Regions from separate parts of the Homo sapiens genome. Here all the other regions are linked to region 2. Evidence: chromatin loops called from intact Hi-C (ENCODE). Cell type or tissue: IMR-90. All regions are shown on one strand.

What was found. Peaks named below come from ENCODE experiments on the same cell type or tissue, not always from the same donor. Only the 100,000 strongest peaks of a DNase experiment are listed, where the experiment ranks them.
Region 1: a loop joins it to region 2, with 5 times the contacts of the local background. A loop is called at or near these places in 5 of 110 quality-filtered maps.
Region 3: a loop joins it to region 2, with 3 times the contacts of the local background. A loop is called at or near these places in 46 of 110 quality-filtered maps.

The regions. Positions count from the first base shown.
Region 1 is chr21:28,226,062-28,234,061 of GRCh38, reverse strand. LINC01695 (long intergenic non-protein coding RNA 1695) reads left to right here and starts at 5,395. Exons shown (of 6, transcript NR_126012.1): 1 at 5,395-5,700. In IMR-90, no CTCF peak of the experiment used is centred here; a DNase peak (open chromatin) is centred at 4,071; H3K27ac peaks cover 3,487 bases.
Region 2 is chr21:28,332,311-28,340,310 of GRCh38, reverse strand. No RefSeq gene overlaps it. Among named protein-coding and RNA genes, the nearest start is that of LINC01695, 110 kb to the right of the region's middle. In IMR-90, CTCF peaks have their summits at 2,790 (motif pointing right) and 3,840 (motif pointing right); DNase peaks (open chromatin) are centred at 2,810, 3,760, 6,310 and 6,670; H3K27ac peaks cover 5,603 bases.
Region 3 is chr21:28,066,046-28,074,045 of GRCh38, reverse strand. All of the region lies in intron 1 of LINC01697 (long intergenic non-protein coding RNA 1697), which reads right to left. Among named protein-coding and RNA genes, the nearest start is that of LINC01697, 22 kb to the right of the region's middle. In IMR-90, no CTCF peak of the experiment used is centred here; a DNase peak (open chromatin) is centred at 4,295; H3K27ac peaks cover 1,371 bases.

The sequences.
Region 1 (8,000 bases), 110 kb after region 2:
CACACGAGGGAATCTCCTGGTCTGTGGGTTGCAAAAACTGTGGGAAAAGTGTGATATCTGGGCCAGATAGCACAGTCCCTCACAGATTCCCTTGGCTAGGGGAGGGAGTTCCCCAGTCCCTTGCACTTACTAGGTGAAGCGACACCACACCCTGCTTCTGCTCGCCTTCTGTGGGCTGCACCCACTGTCTAACCATTCCCAATAAGATGAACCGGATACCTCAGTTGGAAATGCAGAAATCACCCATCTTCTGTGTTGATCTCACTGGGAACTGCAGACAGGAGCTATTCTTACTCGGCCATCTTGCCAGATCCCAACACAATTTTTAAGTTGCGCAACATTTTCAAGCAAATCTACAAACGTTATTTCTGACACTTTCTCATACAAAAGCCTCATTCATTCATGATTTCAACGAACCAATCAACACATTTATTTGTCATTTATTATATGCCAAGTGTCAGACAGTCTGGAGATTCTGGTGAATAATAAGCTTTCTGCCTTCATACAAAATTCTTTTGAGGGATACAAACAACTAACTGTACAATTACAATACAGTCCATTAGGAATTGTGCTTTGTAACATGGGAACGTACACACAGAGTCTAGACTGCCTGAGAGGAACTGGGGGTAGAATTAGCCAGTGAAGGAGGCTCTGGGAACAAGGATAGTTTTCCAGACACTTTGAAGAATAGAGAAAGAAGGCATATTTGAAAATTCAAAGAGCAAGCCCCGTAATGCAATGGTGAGAATTAGGGTTTTGGATTTAGACTTGTCTGAGTTCAAATCTGAGCCTCATCATTTCGTAACTGATGTGGTATTGTGTGACATGACAAACATGGCAAAGCTTCCTTTTCTTTTCAAATGATCAATTTGTGAAAAGAAAAGAAAATTCATTCTATCTGGAACATCTTTAGCAGGGATTGAAGGTGATTTGTTCCATAATGCATTAGGGACAGTATCTGTTATATACCAAGATCTTGATGAGTTGTGGCTAAGCTGGAGAGAGCTGGTATGAAGAACCCAGAGAGGGCCGACTGGAGGGCTTGGCTGGCAGTGGTCTTGTGGGTCATGTCCAGAATTTGGATATCATCTTAAGAGTCATGTGAAGAATCTGAAGGGCTTTAAGCCACGATGTTACACAATCAGATTACTATTTTGGAAAAATTTGATATTCAGATGTAGTCACATGGCAACATAAAAATGAAAAATATTTTATTTTGTAAGAAATTGCAAAGATAAAACTGAATAAAAACAAATAGGTAAATGTCAGCAAAAAGAATTAATACTGTTTAGAAATTTATACGTTATGTATTATTTTCCTATAAATAGAAAAGGCTTGACAGCCAAATCGTATCTTTAGAGACCCACACATGTTAGAGGATGTCTTTGGACCACCAAACTGTTACATAACTTGTTTATAATTCTAAGAAAAGCACATTACCATTCCAGTTGTTGACATATCCACATATGCAGAAAAGTAAAAGTCACATACCCAGAAGATGGTTAGAAATCTTGCTTGCAGTATTGTAACATTTGCAATTTTTACATATTAATACTTAGTTATTTTCTTATATTCTTGAACCAAGGTTTATGTGAAAAAAACTTTATTTCTACTGTCACATCTTATTTATTTTATTTTTATGTGTTGTCTTACCACATAATATAAAAGTATATATTCCCTGTTGGATTATTTGTTCTTTTCTATTTCACTGTGTAGGATACATATTAAATATTATTGATATTGCACTTCAGATGTGTCCACATCATAGTTCTCTGGGTTGAAATTAGTACATATTGTTTTCCTTCCATAATATATAACTTCCAGTGTTTTTCAAAAGTATGGTTCAAGGATCAATCATGTACAAAAAACCTAGGGAAGTGGAGTCCCTATTGTAAATGTAGATTCATTATTAACCCCACAGGTTTACTGAATCAACATATTTTGGGGATGGTGTCCTGAGACCTGCATTTAGAAATTACGTAAGAATCCACTCAAACTAATTTAGTGGATTCTCATCAGCTCTCTAAAGCTTATTTAGTGGATTCTTATGCAAATTCAGGTTAGCAAACTACTTCAGAATATGTGTGCAGCTCTTTTCTATTAAATAGACCTGGACTATCTCATAGTTGTTATGTCTGTAAGTCTTACTTAACTGGTAAAACAATAACCATGATAGAGTATCTTGGTTTCTGATAAGTTAATCAGAAATACAATCTCATAAATCATTGGTGGATAAGCTGATAATATATAGACTGATTAAATAATGTTTGCAAGGACAGAGAGATGAAAATTTGAACATTATCAACTTGAAAAGCATCCTCAGATGGTACTATGGACTAAATGTTTATGTTCCCCCTAAATTCATATGCTGAAACCCTAATCCATAATGTGATAATATTTTGAAGTGAGTCTTTTGGGAGTGATTAAGTTATGAGGGTACAGCCCTCATAAATGGCATTAGTGCCTTCATAAGAAGAGAGAGGAGAAAGATATTCTGTTTGTCTACTACATGAGGATATAGCCAGAAGCTGGCTGTCTGCAAACCAAGAAGACAGTACTCACCAGAAACCAAATGCGGCAGCACCTGGATCTTCAGAAGTGTGAGAATAAGTCTATAATTTAAGCCACTCAGTCTATGGTATTTTGGTATAGCAGTCCAAACTGGCTAAGACAGATGAAATGCATGTGGCCTCATCTAACTTATTTGTGTGCATGTGTGTTATTTTATTTAAATAAATTACATGTAGTATTTTCATATTGCCCAAAGCTAGAAGGGATAGCTAATTTGTAAGAATATTTAAAAGGATATCCATAGGCTGAAATAAAATTGACTATATGAAAATTAAACTTCAAATGTGAAATCCTATACTATTTTGAAGACATTAGCTATATAAATCCAGGATGTGTAAAGAGGTGGACTAAGGACAGTTTATTTGCAAAAGACAGGTAGATGGCTTTTGATCGATTTCAAACTCCATATAAATTAATAATATGAAGTAGTTACCAGGCATAGAGAAATTGTTTTAACTTTAATTATAAGTTTGTGCAGCAGTAGGGATAAAAATTATCATAATGCCATCAACATTACATAATTCTAATTGTTGCATATTCTCTTCCAAACCCTGGCAACACAAGTAAATAAGTCAAATAGTTTAATCATAATGTATACATCATTGTTTAAATGTAGCTATGTCTATTTAATATCATATAATTAATGTGATTTTAAGCTTCATTTTTTCTAATGTAATGCCCTAGGTAAGGAAAATCATAACAGACTCTTGGGCCATGAATCACCCTAGCATAAAGAAACTTCTGGAGATGAGCTATGAAATGGCATGGAGTTTGGAAAGAAAGGAAATAGACAACATCCTGCCAGGGCAAAAAAGATTAGGGAATCGTGAAAGCTGTTTCTATTAATATCTACTTGAATGATCATTTTGTGAAAGAGAAATTACCAAGTCTTTCAAATTTTTTCTTTTCCCTGTTTCTAGAAAGCATAATAAGGATCAATTGGTTTCAATTCAACAAATTCTCATTGGTCCTCTATTAAATTCCAAGCATTGGGCTTGGTGTTTAGGGCTACATACAGGAGAACACAGATCTGTCTGACTTCATAAATATTACAGACTGGTAGAAAAACAAACTTAAACTCTTTGTCAACTCCTTTTAAAACTTCTAAGGTGAATTTCCAAATATTTCCGTTTTATAATAGTATCTTAATGTATGATTAATGTCTGTTATTTTATATATTTGTCATACATATTTCTGTTTATATAATAAAATACATGTTAGTAAAAATGAGTCTTCAGAAATGTTCACATACATTTATGGAAAAGATATGTTTTAGAGGCAAAGGGAATTTAGCGCACAATTACTACAATTGGCATTAATATTAGGATGTGATAATAGTTCCAAAGGGGTTAGTAAAATTAAAACGTTAGGCACTGATTGATACGTAGGAAAATTGAATTGGGCAATCTAGCCACTAATGACAAAACATGTTTGCAATAAGGATGATTCAGCAAAGAATTTACTCCTGCTTAGTAACAGTTGCAATTTTATCTTTTGAGATATAAATGTGCATATTTGCTTTATAACTGTTGTATGACTCAGAGTTTAGAGTTATCTTTTATCCTTAGCTTTATAAGCAGTGTATCCAATAGCAACATATGTAAGACTTGCGTTTTACATTGTATACATTTTACTTTGCATTACATTTCAGTATGATATCATTACAACAAAACAGAGGTTCAAAAATACAGCATGATCCTATATTAAATACAGACTTCTGGCAGTTTTAAAAATATTAAAGATGTGTAGTTTATTGTTTTAAGAAGTCCTCAAAATGTATTACCTAGTAAATCCTCTTAACTATGTTCTGTCACATCTTCTATTTAAGAAAATTGTTTTTTCAGTTTGTAATCACTCTATACAATATGTTCATTTTATGAAGCTTTGATTAGAAATGTAAGAATTTTATATATTATAATTTAATTGCATTATTCTCATAAAACATTACAAGATTGACATTGCATTACCTCACAATTTGTTTTATAAAATTTTAACCTTTGATCTTTAAATTGATATGCTGAGGGGATTAAATAACATTAACAAACTTGTCATGGATATGAAATTCACTTAGATAAGACAATAAAATATTGTTTTTTTAAATCAACAAAGTAAAATTCTTAGAAAAATAAGCTTTGCTCTTTAAATATATTTCTGAATTGTATTCCTGTCTGATAACTTTATTTACTAGAGTTGTGGATCTGTAAATGCATGATAAAATGCCAGCTAGTTAGCTTAAATTGCCACTATAAAAATGAAGAAGGGATACATGAAGCTACTTTTAAAAAGTCTTTATAAGCATGTTAAAGTATACAGCATTTGCTGGATAACATTCTTCTCATGGTTCTTAAATTCACTACCAACAAAAAAAGTAACAGCCAAAAGTAATTAACCAAAGAAACACAATTTAAAATTATGTAGAGAGTATGAAAAATCACCAGTATTTTACCTTCATTGATACTTACTCTATACTTTGCACTGTATACAAGCATTACCTCATTTAATCCTCACAAGAGCCATTTGAGGTAGCAACCATTATTACCTTCATGTAACTGAGGAATCTTAGGTTAAGTATTTAGCTGAATGTCAAGCAGTTAGAAAGTGTTATTAACAGATAGGTCCTTTAGCCCCTAGAGAATAAATTCTCTATGTCACTTTCACATGCTTCATAGCCCTCGGGCTACTGGGCACTAAGAGGCAGCATTCAAGGCATTCACCATTCAATAAGCCTTTAATGAAGTCTTCTTTGCATTTATACCAAACTAGGAGATATCCCTGTTTCTAGTTCTCCTCCCTCCCTCTGTCACCTCATCTAATATAGATCATCAAGATAGGTTGAAAGGGGAGTTCGTAGTCATCTCTTCTAATCAGGAGATCCCTGAAAGCCGAACATTTAAATGTTCTCTTCTTGAAATAAAAATACCATAGTTTTAGTTAGGAATGTGCTATGTTGAAAATAACAGAAAAACTGACCTCTGTGGCTTAAACAAGTAAGGATTTATTTTCCTTCCGTAGCTGGAGGAAGGGAGGTGCAGCTTTGGCTCAGCTCTTAACAGTGCAACATCTAGTGCCTCTATAGTTCTCTTGGACACAGATGGCTGCTTTCGAAGAAGAAAGAAGTGGAAAGTGATGGTGAGTTCTATGATGTCATCTTTCATTAGAAACAAATAGCTTTCCTAGAGCAACTTCACATTTCCTTTGAGGTTTCATTGATTAGAACTGGGTACTCTCGCCATGTGTAAGCTGCTAGAAAGGATGGAAAACTAGGGGTGGAGTGCAGCTTTAGGCTTATACCAGTGTTTCTCCATGGAAGCACTTTTGATGTTTTGAATGAATAATTCTTCAGTATGTTAGATTGTCTCATGTCATGTTCACCAAGCTAGTTCCTCTTCCCAATAATTTTGAAACCAAAAATACATCCACAGTATTCAAACCACTCCCTAGGGGTATAGAATTGTCTCATTTGTGACTCACTAGATTACATAAATTGTCTACTATCACTTAGGTCTGGGCACTTTGCTAGCACAAATAAAATAAAGATTTGTAACAAAAGAAAAAGAAAAAAATATATACATAGGGGAGGCAACATTCCCTGCCTCATCTACCAGATTGTGTAGATTTCTTATTCAAGTAATAAAATGTAAAATTTTAGTGTTTTAAAGCATTTCATACCATTTAAATGTTTAACATTATACATAATAGATTCCCCTCTTTTCCTCTCCCCTTCCTTCTTCCTTCCTTCCTTCCTTCCCTCCCTCCCTTTTTTTCTCTTTCCTTTTCTCTTTCTCTTTTATTCTTTTCTTTCTCTTCCTCTTCTCCCCTCCGTCTTGATTTTTTTCTTTCTCCTAACAAAGCAGGCTTATTACTATTCACACTTGGGGAAAAACAGTCCAAAACGGTTTACTTCTGACCTTTTATTTCTGTTTTTGGAAGCAAATAGAAATTATAAATTATTCTTGCTGTTAGTAGAACTTTCCTGTGTTTTTCATGATGATCTATTATCATGAAATGAGCACTTAGTGTTAAACTCTGCAATCTATCCTCAAATATGTTTCAGAATTCTTTCTTTTTCCTTCCTCCCTCTCTTTCCCTCTCTGAACATTGGGTCCTAAAAATACTGGGTGAAGCAGGACATAGACATCCACAAGGGAGTTGGGGAGAGGTGTAGTGGCTCAAGGTGAGGTTTCAGAGTGAGAGGACAGCCCGTAACGGGTGGGTTGCCCTGGACCAGGTGGCGGAGCTGAGGAAGGGCCTGGCGAATTTCAGGCTGGCTGGACGTCACAGCCCAACTCAGTGCAGGGTGTCACAGCACACAGTAGAATGAGAAATTGTGTCTCACAGAGGGTCAGCTTAGCTGGGGGAGCCAGAGTGCTAAGGTGAAGGGAAGGGACATGTATATGAAGCGAGCAGCAAGTGAATACAAAGTCGGACCTATGCTAAGAGAAGCCTGAACTGTGGTGTCAGAACACGAGACCCCCAGTTAAATTTAAACTTCAGATAAACAATGAAACTATACTGATGCTTTTAAAGAAATAATAGTTATACATATAAGCAGTATAACTTTTCTTGGGACACACTGATACTACAAAATAATTCGTTGTTGCTCTGAAATTCAAATTTAACTGAGCATCCTGTATGTTACCTGGCAAGTGTTCTACAAGGGGATAAGGGACTTCATGTGGCAGGCAGCCCAGGCTTCCAGGGTTGGGTAAGCAGTAAACCTGGATGGATCAGGGGTCATGGCAGAGGCAGGAGTTTGGTTATATACAGGGCATCTTATCAAATAGGTAAATATGTAAGCACAATGAGATCTGGGTTTCTCATTGTTGGAGAAGGAGTTTGCATTTATGGAAAGAAATAAAGAAAACCAGAATAGGCCCTGTGAGGTTAGATTGGAATTAGTTATTGGTATGAACTCACGGTTTTCAGGATTTATAGCTAGATCTAGAAATACATATAGATGTAAAACTCTGTGTCTGTATATGTGTGTGTGTCTGTATGTGCATGTGTGTATGTGTTTGTGTGTGTATACATATATTCACGAGGCTTCCTTCCACTTGGAAGGACTGGAGTAGCAATACTTCAAAAGCAATAAGCACACACTGTACACCCAGATCTTGGCTTCTCCAGGGGCTCTTGAGAAATGACTGATTCCAGTGTTGGAGCAGGGCAAATATTAGATGAACCTGGTATATCTTGTTGAGCCAGGAATGTTGGAAACATGGCAAAAGAAAAAGAAAGCACCTTGAAAGAACTGCTACTGGCCCAAAAAAGGTTCATTTGAAGATTAAAATAAAAATTTTGTTAAATAATTATAACCCACCTAATAAAAATTGGAAACTATGAACCAGTATAGGTATAAATAAATGATATGGTTTGACTCTGTGTCCCCACCCAAATTTCATCTTGTAGCGCCCGTAATTTCCACGTGT
Region 2 (8,000 bases):
ATTTGGAATGAATATGAAACATAGTTAAACAGAAACTACTCCTTATTTCAACTTTAAAAATTTAGGAAAAATTCCAATTTTACCAGTCATGCTTGTAGTTCCGCATTTTAAGTGACACAAATATCCCACGGGACAGGCTTGTTTTACATATTAACTTTATTGATTTCAGCTTAGGAATAAAAGCCACTACGATCTTCATGAAAAATTAATGACTCCCCTAGGAGAAATGTTGCAGAAAACACTGGAACTAGCATTTTTATCTAGAAGGCAGGCTTAAGACACCTCCACCCAGGGTGGGGTCAAAGGTTATTTCAATTTCTCCAAGGTGCTTTGGATGAGAAGGGAGCTTATCTTGAGTGGGAAAGTAACTGAGCTGCCTAGACTTGATCCTGGCCACAGGATAACACTGGGAGTGGAGGAATGGGTACTCTCGTTGTAACACTTTGTGGTGTTGGTCAATGTACCCCGGTCAAGCCCTTGGAAAAACATTCCAAAAGTTTTCAAGAGAGGAAGCTAGAAATGTCGTTGAGAAGTTCATCATTTTTTGTAATGGGTTGGTGTTCAGGGTGCTGATACTAGGGAGGTACTGGTATTAAGAAGGGATCCTCGCCCCTTAGGGCTAAAGAAGTGCCAGCAGGGACTGGAAGCTCATTGGGAAGCATTTTAGTGGAAGATAGTAACAGGTCAACATCAGAGGTCACTACAAGCACAGAACAAGTTTCAAGTCAAAGTCCAGCCAATGTCAGTGAGAGAAGGGGGAATGCTGCAGCTATAGAATCGGGTAAACACAAAGAGAAGTGGGGAGACCAGCTGCCACTGGAGTGAAAGAGCAGGAAAGATTGCCAAAGAGAACATCTATGCTCTCAGTCAGGTGTGGCCAGAGACACAAGGGGCACATAAAACTGGCCGGAAGCCCCTCACATGTCCTTATGAGGTCTTTTCTGGTTCTGTGTTTTTGTTGTTGTTTTTTTTTTCCTGTGGTCATTTCTAAGCAAATTTTGAGGAAGATATAGCAAAATTGAGTTTCCACTGTCCAAAATGAAAGATTTTTATGCCTGTGTTCTTTTGTAATGTGATTACTGATTTTTCCGCTTCTGCGCTTTGTTTTAATTGGTCAAGAAGCATGGAGTGGAAGGAAACATGGCTCTCCAAACTTCTATCAGTTCCTGCAGCTCTTCCTCTGGGATAGGCATATCAGATGGGCAAACCCAGAACAATGCAGTATGCTAACAATAGTTCTGCCAATTCAGAGAGGTAGGCTGCCCTCGGGTAAGAGAGTCTAAAAATGGGTATAGGGCACTGACTTCAGATATGCTTGTTAATAGAAGAATCTGAGTGGCTCAGAAACAGATCCTGGAAACGTGCATGATTTGTTTTAACTGAGGGTCCTGTTAGAAGTATATCTTAGGAGTCTTAGGAAATCCTGTCATGTTTAGGAAGCCAGCTGTATGATCAAAGACTCAAACAACGTGAGTTGATCCAGATAATATGAGTAATGCTTGTCAGTTGGAGAATTTGAATTAAACTCATCTGTCTCCAACCCCCAACCCCCCCAACCAGATAAAAATATAATATGAAGAAAATTTCTCCTGAAAAGGTAACTTTATTGGTGCTTATTTTTATACTACTTATTTCTGCTTTTTTTTTTTTTACTGAAGTGCTATATCATGAGATCAAATTCTTCCTCTCTCAAAGAGCAGTTTTCAATCTATCAAAAGCAGTATTAAGTGATGCTCTCCCCACAAAGTCACCAGATCAGTGTCCCTGCTATTCAAAATCAGCTTCAAGACCAGCTTCCAAATCCTCTTTTAACCAAAGGGTTACTTTGAATTCCCTCTAAACTAGAAATTATTTGTTAGCTAGAAATACCCTCATAATATCTGCGAATGCCTCTACAACTAAGAATTTTGTAGTCACACTAGTGAGAAAGAAAATTAATAGTTCTTCTTTCCATTGAGCTCCAAAATATACTTATTACTCAAAAGCAGTTGCCAGCTCTCTCCAATCATCTTCCCATGCAGTTGGGAAGTTGATAATATTCAAAAGTTCATGCTGGACTGGCTGGTTAGCATTGGAACTTTTGTGTTTTCTTTCTGATGTCTGTAACTAATCCTCCATTTCTTAAATTTCTGGATTATTTTAGAATTACAATCACTTTTTATACATAAGTGTTCAAAAAGCAATTTTAGTTCTTAAATTGTATGTGAAATCAACACAGACAGTTTGGCCAGATAACTAAAAATCACAATGCTGAAAAATTATTCTGATTTTGTGTAATACATCACAGCATTTTCCTTTTATGTTTGTGCTTTAAAATTTTTTTTTCAAGTTGAAATGCCTAAACTTTAGAAAGTTTTGAAGTTTGGCACATGTTGGGTGGAATACTCAGAAACTTGGAGAAATTCACCTTAAGAATCCAAGATTTAAAAACTAATTGCAACATCTCAATGAATTAGTGATATTTCCTTGCCTTCGGTTGCAGAAAAATTATTATCTAGGTGTCCTTTCTTATGAGATTCCTGCCAATTCTAATTCCTGCTCTAAGTATGAGTTGTTTAAGACTAAAACTATTAAGGAGAAATCTTTAATCATGAGCAGCCCTATAATTTATTAAAACTCTTTTAGACAATAATTCTAATAATGCTTTAAGGGACCTATAGCTTGAAGTTCATTGTTTTTCCATGTTTTGTTCATGTAAGTCCCTGCAGAATCCTACAGGTTGAATTTAGAATGTTTCTTTATTGATCACTCCAACTAGCACACTTAATGGAAACTGAAAGAGATACTCACTAGACACAAGATGGCAGTAACATGCCACCTAAATTTTATGATTTACTCATAGGGAATAGAGTTGTGTAATTCAAATCAGAGACTTTTTATGGTAATTTTTATCCTTTTGGGAAGGTGGGGACATAGATGCCTTTGAGAATCTGATTAAAATGATGGTCTCTCTCTTCACTCCAACCACTAAGTATATAAATTTCTGATGAAGCCTTTTCGTAGACTTAAAAAGTTTAGTCCTGTGAAGACTAACGTATATTTTTCTCTTGAAAATAAATCCACAAAGGGAACAGATGATACAAAGAGTTCAGTAATCCAAGTTACAAGAGAAGGACAGACTCAGAAGTTGAGGCTTTTGATGGCATTTCATCTTCTGCCTTTCTAGGGAAGAATGATAAATTGCAAAACTTTAAACAATGTATTGTGTATTCCTAGCACTTTCCGTTATAAGAAAGAGACACATCAATAGGTTAATGATTATTTCCTTATTAGCGGTAGGTCCTTTTCTGTTTAATTTCTAATCTTCTGATTAAAAGTTGTATTTTACCAAAAGTTTGAAAGTTTTCTTCTATTAATTATCTGACTTCAAAAAACCACAAGCAACTTTTCTTACCTCTTAAAAGTTGTATGTTTTTAAACATTGTAAGCTTATTTTGTGTTGTTCTTATTATTGTTTTGAAACAGTATAATATAACCTGTATAGCTGAGTATCAACTAGCATTTCAGTAATTCTGATGTACACATATATCCTAAATTTGAAATATATATATATATATATATATATATATATAAATAAAATTTAAACAGAGTGACATATGGTTGCAATTAAAGTTTTGTTGTTTGGCTTTACAAACCTTAGTAGAAATCCTGAGGAATGAGTCCTAACTCTGGCACAGGTACAGCTTAAGTAACCAGCTTCCATGATCAGTACATGCAAACTTGGAAGAAAATAAACAGGGGGACGGGCACAGCTGATTATCATTCTAGAATTCTGATTCAGAGTTACAGCTTTCAAGTTTGATAAGAAAGTACTGGCGATTTCCCGGAAGCAAGCAGCTATCCTGGTTTTACAGAACACAAGGTGGCAGAATTGCTCCTTTTAAATCACTGATCTTTAACTAACTTAAAATTTAGAAACATTTCTAAACAGCAACACATAGTAAGAGGAATGGTTGAAACACTAAATTCCCACAAACATTAAGGTGATATTATGCATAATGAAACAAAATATATATTGTGAAAAGCTCATTATGCTAGCTTTTTGGAACTCTCATAAAGATAAGTGAAAATATTGATTGACTTCATTAAAAATGTCTTTAGTAAGTTACTAGAGCATCATTTAGTGAATTCTTTCTATAATCTGAGTTACTTTTACATTTTAACAAGTTGCAATAGTGGTTTTAATATTTGAATTTAGAAAGGATACACTCAACAGATATCATTTTAATATATTGTTTCAGGTGAAATTTCAGCCATTGTTTCAGTGAAATATATGTTGACACCAGATTTTCTCATCTAAAAAATTAAATTTTATTTATCACACAAATATGTTAAAACATCATACCGTTATGGAAGAGACAGCAACAAAATATGATGTGAAGATCACATGCCTTCGAAAGGCTAGTATTTAAGAATTATTATAACTATAATAAAATTATTCTAGTAGACATAATGCAAGAATTATTTTATTGAATTTATCTGAAAGTACTAAATCAATTATTAGATATTTATTAGACACTGCCACCTTCAAAATATTTAAACATTTTTATATTGTAGCAGAGATTGTTGGAAGCTTTAGGATTAACAGAACTCCAAAAAATTGGCCAATGATTGAACAACTATAGACAGCCCCCATTTTAATTAATAGTGAGTGTTTATAAAAAGGCAATTAGAGGTATAATGTCTGGAAGTAGAACAATAGACTTAGAGACTATCAGGAGAGTTAAATTTCTGATATCTGAAAAATGCTAATCCTTCCTTAATTTGGGAGTGAAAGGAGGTAGTGTCCTTCAGGACTGGACCATCCATTGGGTGAATGAGAGCCCCTGGACGTACCAGGAATCAGCTTCAGTGGAGGGGATCAATACTCACATACCAATTACTGATTACTGGGGAATCCAGTGGGGCATTTGTTCTTTCTCAGTCAGCAGCTGCTCCCTTGAGCTCCAACCTCTCCAATGGGCAGAGGTAGTGATGCAGGCAGCTCCCAATCTCTTAACTTCATCATCAGGTTACCTAATTTACACAGAGCAGGGATAACAGAGCATGTGTTTCTACCTCCCCCTTGCAGCCTGGTCAATGAGTTTTGGGCCTGTTTTGGCCACCTTACATGAAGAGGGGATTATTTTGGACAATTCCTTTGCTGCTTAACATTATGGCAATTCTACCCCTATCCCAGAGGAAACAGGTGGAGGGGGCTTTGAAGTAGGAAAGAGGACAGCAGCTCCTAGTGTCCCACAGGAGCAAGGGAATTTCAGGTGCCTTGGTGGGTCCTTTATAGACCAGGTGGAGAAAAAGGTCCTTTTACTTGACATTGATCTTTGTTCACAAATACTATCAAATGATCTGGTGTAGGGGCAGTTCCACTCCCCTCTCCCAGCCCCTCATCCTCAGCCACATGACAAATTTGTTCAAATTTGTTAATAATCAGATAGTGTCTTAAAAAAATAAAACTATATGTACTTTGAAAGGTAGATTTAGATTTGCCAATGCACAATTTATATTTAAAAACAAAGTCAGATTATCTGAAGGCTAGATTTAGAGTGGTCAATATATGATAACTGTATATGGACTGTCATATATAGAAAAGTGACAGATGATTTTTTTTCTCTCTTTTGAGACAAGGTCTTGCTCTGTTGCTCAGGCTGGAGTGCAGTGGTGCTATGACAGCTCACTGGAGCCTCAACGTGGGCATAAGTGATCCTCCCACCTCAGCCTTCTGAGTCACTGGAACCACAGGTGCACGGCACCATGCCTGACTGATTTTTAAATTGTTTAAGAGAGAAGATGGGGACTCCCTATGTTGCCCAGTCTAGTCTCAAACTCCTGGGCTCAAGGGACCCTCCAGTCTTGGCCTCCCAAAGTTCTGGGATTATAGGTGTGAGCCACCATACAAGGCTCTTTTATATATATGTATATATATAAAAATGTGTATATATATATATATAAATGTACATATATATATGTATATGTATTTATATAGAACAGTGTCCCATTTGGCCACTTTGGTGTGGGAGATATAAAGGACATGTGTGAGGGGAAAGGCAGTTCAATTTATTGAGGACATACCATGTTCTATGTGATGTGTTAATTTTTGTATTCCTTTACGTTGGAGTAGCTTCACATAATAACTCTATAAGGCAGAAACGCCATCATGAAGCCCAAAAGGTTTAGTCTCTATAAGTAGGACTTCGTCATCTGCTTACTGACTTTTGTCTCTTTTTTCTATATTCAGAAACATTTAAACAACATTTATTGCAAGACTATTCTGTGGTGACTAATACTGATTGCATAAAAATCATGATCTCGTTCATGTGTGGGTTTTACACAAAGGAATATGTCTTCATTAGCAGAATTTCTCATCAGTGGTTGATGGGAAAATGATTTAGGATGAAAAAAGACAGAGTTGGCCAGGATAACACTAACATTACTGCTAACTCTCCAGGCGTGAGTAAGAGTATCATGTCCTCACATTAAGTTTTCTAGCACAATCTCTAACATCCTACAGATCAATAATTAATATGACACAATTTTACTTATGCTAATAGCCTGTCAATCTAATTTGAAAGATAAGTGAGCCTTATTTATTTTTTCTCTTTGAGATAGTATGCATTCCTCAGTCTTTGGACTATGACGAAGTATTTGAAGAATCTTCTTGCATCCTAATTGTGCAACTCAAAAATTCTCAGCTTCTCATTGTATCCATGAGTAAATGTGTGTACAGTTGGTGTACAAACACCCCTAACAGTTTATTAGAGCACAGAAACTTAAGAGATGAAAGAAACAGAATTTTATGTTTTATGGATGTTTTATTTTGATTTATATTACCAAAAAGTCTCAAGATATAGAAAGGTACTTTTGAAATTTAATCCGGTTCAAAACTATAACATCTCTGTTCAAGACTAAACATCTCCATAAATTATGTTTGTTAGATTTTATAGTTCTAAGGGAGAAAAACAGTTACCAAAGATGCTTAGCAAACACTATTTAAATCATTTAGATATAACTTCTTCCTTGGTATATTGCCAGAGTTTTCCTCCAAAACAAGTGTGTATTTCAAAATAAAAGAGAATTACATTATAAATTATGAATAAAAATGAAAACATTTGAAGAAAATGTCCTGAGGCCTAGACTCAAATATACTAATTAGTGTTTTACCAGCTCAATATGTTTTGCCAAAAGCAATCTTCTGCTTGATTTTAGTGTTGTTTTTCAGTGAAGATCAGTTTTTGGATATCTTTCATGCAGGACTACAAGGCAAAACAAGAAAAACAAAATAGAATAAAGAGTTATTTGTGTTTGACATGACAATGCACAAGACTATTGTTTCATCTCAAAGCAGACAGTATACATGGCTTTTTGTACAATTCTAAATGGAGAAGATCATGCATGTTTATTTCTGCTTGAATTTTTATCAAAACCGTTTTCATAATCCCACCATGGCAACTGAATTCAACAGTTTCTTCTAGAAACAACAGTCTTTCCCCTTTCTACCTAGCTTATCTCATTCAGAATACTAGTATGTATTTATGAATATGAAAAAAGTAACCAAATGCAATCAAGATAAGTTATGGGCAAGAAGTACAGAAAGAAAAAAGAAAGTTCAAAAAATGTTGTGAAGGTGATTAAAGAGAGAATGCCTTTGTTTTGCTGTAATACATGTTTAAGTATTTAGGAGATATGGAAGTACGATATCTGCATTTAATCCCAAAGATTTAGATTTCTGTGTCTATATTATTTTATATGTGTAAAGAGAGAGGGAAGGGAGAAGAGGAATAGAAATAGAGTATGTGTGAGAAATTTTGGCAAAATGTTGATAGTTGTTGAATATAGCTATGAGTGTGAGTTTTATGTAACTATTTAAAAACCTTCCTGTGAGTTTAAAATTTATTTTAAAATAAAATGTCAAACAATGCATAAAAATGGTGGCATGAAGGAAAATCAGTAATATTTGAGTAGGAAACATAAATTATTTAGTATTTAGATGCTTTTGACATTCT
Region 3 (8,000 bases), 270 kb after region 2:
ACGGTGAAATCCCATCTCTGCTAAAAATACAAAAATTAGCTGGGCTTGGTGGTACATGGCTGTAATCCCAGCTACTCAGGAGGCTAAGGCAGGAGAATCAGTTGAACCTGGGAGAGGAATGTTGCAGTGAGCTGAAATTGTGTCACTGGACTCTAGCCTGGGTGGCAGAGTGAGACTCCATCTCAAAACAAAAACAAGCAAACAAAAATCCTCTGAGTTACTCATTCTTTCTTTCTGGGGAAAAGAGGTTGAATAATGATAGAGCTTTCTGGAAAAATGATGGTTGAAATGTACCTCAATAAGGGTCCAACCCAGACATATCTTTAACAGATTATTGTATTTTTATTTACATCTTAATATGTGTTTTTACAGCATGGAGGTAAATATATCCAATATCCATTATTCTATAGTATTTTTCTATCACACTGAAACATACCTGCTAATGAGTTCATTACATGTTAAATTATTAGTTTATTGGCACTTAGTTACATTGTATTACACAAATTTTTGCTAGATTGTTTCTGGTGTTGAAGTATGTTTTGTGTTATTGGGAGTATGGATTAGAAGGTGGTGTTATTTTTTCCCCAAATTAAAAAAATGGAATATGAGCTGGTGCTGTATGAAAACTCACTATCAAACATAATTTTAGGAATGGAAATATTTAGGTAACAAGGATCACATTTTCTATCTCATTCAGTCCCCCTTAAGCTATGAAAATCTCTGTTGAGTATCTTTCACTTTCAAACCCCAAGGAATAAAGTATTATTCGATATCAGGGGATCTAGCCCCCAGTATTTCAACGTAGGTTCTTTTCTATTTTCTTTAAGTGTCGGCCGGTGTGGGAAATAAAGGGAAAGAGTACGAAAGAGAGAAATCTTAAAGCTGGGTGTCCAGGGGAGACATCACATGTCGGCAGGTTATGTGATGCCTCCTGAGCCACAAAACCAGCAAGTTTTTATTATGGATTTCAAAAGGGGAGGGGTGTACAAATAGGGTGTGGGTCACAGAGATCACAAGCTTCAAGGGCAATAAAATATCACAAGGCAAATGGGGGCAGAGCGAGATCACTGGACTAGGGTGAAATTAGAAATGCTGATGAAGTGTCATGTCCCACAGGGCACGCATTATTGTTGATAACATCTTATCAGGAGACAGGGTTTGAGAACAGACAACCAGTCTGACTAAAATTTACTAGGCAGGAATTTTCTAATCCTAGTAGGCCTGGGGGTGCTACGGGAGACCAGGGCTAATTTCATCCCATACCTACAACTGTATAAGACACACATTCCCAGAGTGGCCATTTTAGAGACCTATCCCTGGGAATGCATTCTCTTTCTCAGGGCTCTTCCTTGCTGAGAAAAAGAATTCAGCGAAATTTCTCCTATTCACTTTTGTAAGAAGAGAAATATGACTCTGTTTTGTCTGGCCCCGCAGGCAGTCAGGCCCAATGGTTATCTCCTTTGTTCCCTGAAAATTGCAGCCATCCTGTTCCTTTTGGATGCCCAGATTTCATATTGTTCAAACACACATGCTCTACAAACAATTTGTGCAGATAATGCAATCATCACAGGATCCTGAGGCTACATACATCCTCAGTTTACAAAGATGACGGGATTGAGAGATTAAAGTAAAGACAGGCATAGGAAATTATAAGAGTATTGATTGGGGAAGTGATATATGTCCATGAAATCTTCACAATTTATGTTCAGAGATTGCAGTAAAGACAGGCATAAAAAATTATAAAAGTATTAATCTGGGGAACTAATAAATATCCATGAAATCTTCACAATTTATGTTTTTCTGCCATGGCTTCAGCTGGTCCCTTCGTTCGGGGTCCCTGACTTCCCGCAACAATTCCTGACTTGCTCGCTATTTTCATTCTCAAATCCAAGCACTATGACTTCTTTTGCAGCTAACTCTTTACAACTTGCTTCCTTAAAGTTGACCAGTTTCCACTGAGTGGTGATCTTCTATTAGTTATTTTTATTCCTGGACACCTGTCATATACAACAGGGGTCTCCAGTCCTGGGGCCACGGACTGAACCGTTAGGAACCCGGCTGCTTCCTAATATTGAAGCTTCAGCATATTTACAGCCACTTTCCATCACTCAAATTACTGCCTGAGCTCCACCTCCTATCAGATCAGCATCAGCATTAGAGTCTCATAGGAGCGTGAACCCTATGCTGTGCATGCAAGGGATCTAACTTGGGCACTCTTTATGAAAATCTAATACCTGTTGATTTGTCACTGTCTCCCATCACCCCCACATGGGACCTTCTAGTTGCGGAAAAACAAGTACAGGGCTCCCACTGATTCTACATTATGATGAGTTGTATAATTATTTAATTCTATATTATAATGTAATCATAATAGAAATAAACTGCACAACAAATGTAATGCACTTGAATCATCCACAAACCACCCTCCACCCTGATCTGTGGGAAATTGTCTTCCATGAAACTGGTCCCTGGTGCCAAAAAGGTTGGAGACTGCCAGTAAATAACATTATTGAACTCTGTGGCTGTTGATACTCTTTTCCTAGTCTCTTCAATATAAGAAAGTTTTTCTTCTGAGTCCCTTGGTTGCTTGCTCCTCAACCTTTTCTTGTTCTCTAGAGATAAATGTTTATCAATGTTTTTTCTTGTTGGCCTCCAGAGTCTCATAATTTCAAGCATTGCTTTCCAGCAGGATGCATTTGCACCATGCACCATAAAGCTTAGTTATAGCTCAGCTCTAACATTCTCCTATATTTATTTATTTATTTATTTATTTATTTTGGAGATGGAGTTTAGCTCTGTCTCCCAGGCTGGAGTGCAGTGGCACAATCTCTGCTCACTGCAACCTCCATCTCCCAGGCTCAAGCGATTCTCCTGCCTTGGCCTCCTGAGTAGCTGGGATTACAGGCACATGCCACCATGCCTGGATAATTTTTGTATTTTAATAGAGACAGGGTTTCACCATCTTGGCCAGGCTGGTCTCGAACTCCTGACCTCAGGTGATCTGCTCACCTTGGCCTCCAAAAGTGCTGGGATTACAGGTATGAATGACCATGCCCAGACTAAAGTTCTTCTAATTTTTATATGTTTTTATGATATTTCCAGGATGTCCCATAGACATTTTACATTTAAAATAACTAAACTGATCACCTTTGTCTCACACACTGAACCCGTATTTTTGACATCCCTATTTGTATTCACGGCATTAATCTTCTTTAGTCACCCAGATTTGAAATCTTCATCATCACAAACACCTGATTTCCCTTCATTACTCACGGATAACTAATGTCTACCTCTTACATTTTTCAATATAGTAGAATCTATTGAATCTATTTCTTAATTTTTACCTCAATTTTCATCACCCTAGATTAGACCCTAATTGCCACCATGATGACCACCTGCAATAATCTACCAGTGAGTTTTATCACATCTTGAAGACTGCAGAATTTTGACAGTTAAAGATGGAGGGAGGTATTATATACAAAGGGCATATATTTTGCTGAAGATCTAGGATTCACTTTAGAATCTTTAAACAGTTGTACTGGGAGAGGGTCACACAGGTAGAAGAGTAATAAGATTTGAAATGCAACTTGGAATAAGATCTTGAATCCCAGACTATTGAGAAATATTCACAAATATGCTTCTCTTCCATTTTATTTTTTTCTTTAGTATCCGTAGTACCTACTAAAATGCTTTGCATATTTTAGATGTTCAGAAAATTCTTATTTCAACAAACAAAAGTATTATAAGCATGTTAAATTACTAAAATGCACCTTGATTTATTTCTTTTAAAAGTATGTAGGACACATAAACTATCATTTTGCTTCTACAGTTCATCTTGTATTTAAACACAATAAAATATCAATTTTAATGTTTTTCTTAATTATTCACTAAGTGTCATATATACATATCACTGAATATATTACAGACATACATGTATTGTATATGTAATATATTAAAAGATAAGGATTAATTGAAGGGGCTTATCTGGTGCTAGAGTTTTGCTTTGCTTTTGAATTCTTATTTAATTCTGTTCTATTTACTGAATGTCCATCTCTGCATAATATTTGAAAAGCCTCCTGAGTTAAAAATAGTTAATTCTGGGAAAGAGCTCAGCTCTTGGTATTTAGCCATATTATTCATCTTATATGGCTGATACATTTATCATGCGTTGATTCAAATACATGCAGCTTTTAACTTTTTGCAGAAACTATAAGGTCATACATCACAGATTAATATTCTTCTCATGCCCTCCCCCCACATTCGTACACAAAGGTCTCTTGTGGTTAGTGATATTAATCCATTCCTGTGGTTTTGCAGTCAAGAGGAATATAGTGCAGCGTGCCTCCTCGTTTAAAACAAAAAGGCTTACGGTGTTCTTTGGCTTTATGCTGCTTGGCTTTCGCCAGAGGACAGCATCCATGAGAGGGATTTGCTTTGTTTTTCTAATTATCAGCAGCTGGGTGAAACAGCTTCCAAAGGGGGAGAAAACAACACAGAGAATTTTAAGCCATGCTACTAACAGGTGTTCCCAGGGATCAAGTTCTTAAACAACCCTAAGAGTAAGATGAGATGCACTTTGTTGAACTGTTGCTGATGGTAGAGGGAAAATAATCAGGAATTTGCATACAACAACTCATTAAGTCCCCTTCCCAGTATATTAAATAGACTTAATTTTTCGAAAGGCAATTTTGGATAAAGATAGTGAATGGTGTGCTGATATGAAATGACTACACAGCATAATTTCATTTTGCCTTGGTTTGTTACTCCTCCTCTCCTTGCCATATCTCCAATATAAGCCCCCCCCACATACATACATACACACTCAGATGTGTACACACTCATGTGAGTGCACACATATTGCATATTTACTGATAACATTGTCCAAGCTGCTGTGATGACATCCAGGGTCATTCACCTACAGTTTTATGCAATTATAAATAAAATAGAATTCAAAAAGAGCACAAGAACATATTGTGAAATAGGTGAGATAGCTCCGTGGGCTAATCCTGAATGGCGAGACTCATCAAATTATTTAGATTCTATCTTGAACTTTAAAAGCTGGTATAAATCTTAGTATGAAAGATTTAAGCAAAGAGAGATGGGTACTGGGTAATATAACTGCATGAAAGTATTCTTAAATAAATATAAGCCTATCTCAAGTTTATAGAAAAATAACAATCCCAAAGAGGTTATCCCTCACATAAAGGTTACAGTTTTAGCAACCGGGGCATTCTACCAGAGCTTTCAGGAGGTGATTAAAGTAGACTTTAAGCTTCAGTCACTTGCTGGGCTCTTTCACCAGCATGTGAAAATTTGCCACCTCATGGTGACCTGGAGTTTATCAAAGGCCAGTCAGTGTTAGAGAGAGAAGTAATGGCAGTAAGAGAGAGGATCACAAGAACAGTTAAGCCAAGACACTCAGTCTGTAGGCTCACGTTTCTTCCACTCCAGCACACTGGAGGAGCTACTCCCAGAAGAAGGCAAGGAAGAGACAGCTCTGAGCCAGACCTTGCTTAAGACAACTTCAGCAGCCTTCTGTGACCATTTGAGCTTCAGCTCAAATCCAGGCTGGTGTAAAAGGAGAAGTTGATTTTTACATTGAGTTTACATTAAAATTTAAAAGGTATAGATTTTAGTAATTAAAAGTGCCAAAACATTTTGGATTCTGCTCAAATGGCACTGAAGGTTAAGAAAGGAAGATTGATGGAACATAGCTGAAGGTAATGATCACAGAAAAATAAAATCACTGAGTGGGAATACTAGACCATGATTCTCTCAGGTGGATGACAGCGAACTGGCTGTCTACTGATAAAACTTGATATAATCTTAAAAAATTCCTGAAATAACCCTCCCCTACCTCTTCCCATTACCTCTTTAACATAAGTGGAAAAATAAAAAAAGACTAAAAAACTGCCTGCTTTTCTGGGCAAAGGCAAAATCTGTATTTAAGAGTGTTAATTATGACTCAATGACTAGATCTGAGTTCCACATCATTCCCTTTTTAATATCATCAGCTGTGTCTTGGCACTCAAGTTTTCTACGAGTTTGTATCATATGCAAATGTATTCTTTATTTCAGTTTTGTCTTTTCCTGTTATTTTTATTTTAAATTAACAAACTAGAAAGACAAAATATAGTTTACTATCCCCAAAATGTATGCCCACTTCTGTTATTGCTTTACCGGTTTTTTCTCTTTAAAATTATTTTTTAGGGTGAAGGGTTGTTACTGGTGGTAGACAGTATCATGGCACAATTGCTAGTAAAAGCTATACTTTTGGCTTTTAACTAAAATCTATGCTTAAACAAATACTATTTAAATAAAAAGATTAACTTTCTCAATAGATATGTTTTCTATACAATTTGAATACTTTCTTTGTGTATAGGTGTCATCAATAGGTAACATTTATATCAACAAATTATTATCATTTACTAGAATTTCCTGGAAATAAAAATAATTTTTAAAGACTTTAACCTATCTCTGCTTTACAAAACAAGCTGTTTATTAATATAAGAGTTCAGGACAAATATTTCTGAAAGAACTAAACATTATGTTGGTTGACCTACAGGTTCTCACCTACAGAGGGAAGCTGAGCTACCCTAAGCTGGAGAAGGGTGACTCCCAAACTTCTCTTTACTATGTAACATCTTTACTCTCTCTTCCAATTGCAGCTTTTTCCCTATCAGAAAACTAGGTCTCCTAGACTCTCTAAATTCAAATTCTTCACTCCACCAAAACCTGAATAAATCTGAATATAAACATGTCTCTGCAAATGAGTCATAAATAATCTTGCGTGCATCCATAGGTATTTTAAGACACCCTAACCTAAGCACATTACAGGTGCAGTGAGTAGCATGGCTTCTATGACGAAGTTGGCAGAGCCAACAACTCACATTTTTTACTCATATTAACATCTGTGTTCACAATACGGCATTGAATATTCATATCTGCCCGGCTTTTCCTATCTCTAGAAGTTTTCCAACCCCTCTGCCCTGCTGTACTTTGGCCATTTCTAGTTGCCACTCGAAGTTTTTCAGTCTTTGCAATTTTTATTTTTCTTTTGTCAGCATTTTCTTTTATCCCAGATCTTCCCCTCAGTACACAGATTTTTCCACTTATTTTTAGCTTTCCTTATCTTCTGAGCTCCAGCCCTTGCATGACTGTTTTTCTAGACTTTTGTTCAGTGGTTAGCTAACCGGGCCCACTACTCCTTTGGATTTTGGATCTTCTTGGTTAGTGAACTGAATGATTACCATGTTTTCTTTACTTCTGCTCTAATGAACTTTATTTGAACTACAGTCTTTAGTTCTCCTTCTGGCTGCCACTTCTGCCCTGGGAAAGACAACCATTACTTGAGAATTCTGGTTAATCAAAATGTTACCGTCCTTGAAAAATGGTCTAACATTAATGAATCTGACACCCAAATAGACACATAATTATATCTGCAACCTGGCTTTTGCAGAATTTAAAAATACAAATAAAGACTATGGTCGTGTTTTTTTTTTAAATTTTTAATTCAGTCAACCAAATCAAGGCTGCTTCCTTTTTCTTTTTTTTTTATCAAAAGGCTTGAGCTCGATAAAATGAACATGATTTTTTGCCAAGCAATTCTTTTTTTTTTTTCCCCTTAATTTTTAAGCCCATGGGTATTTCAAGGGAAATTCAACCCACATGTTTCTGATTCATTTACACTTAATTCATTAAAATATTGTTTTGTAAGAGTTATTTGATGTCCAAGGGCCTTATGAGTCTTTTTATATGACTTCTTATGCCATTTTTTTCCTCAAAAACAGGAAGTGGTATTTTGCTAAGAACTGAAACTCCAAAAGGGTTGAATTTCATATGAATCACATAAAGCACACTAAGATGATTGTATCTCTCCTGGGTCATCCTTGCTTTGAGGAAGCACCTGAAACAGTTACCTGCATTGACTATATGTTGTTAATGAAATTCCAATTTCTCCAACACAATTCTAAAATCTCCTAAAAAGGGAGACTTCCAAA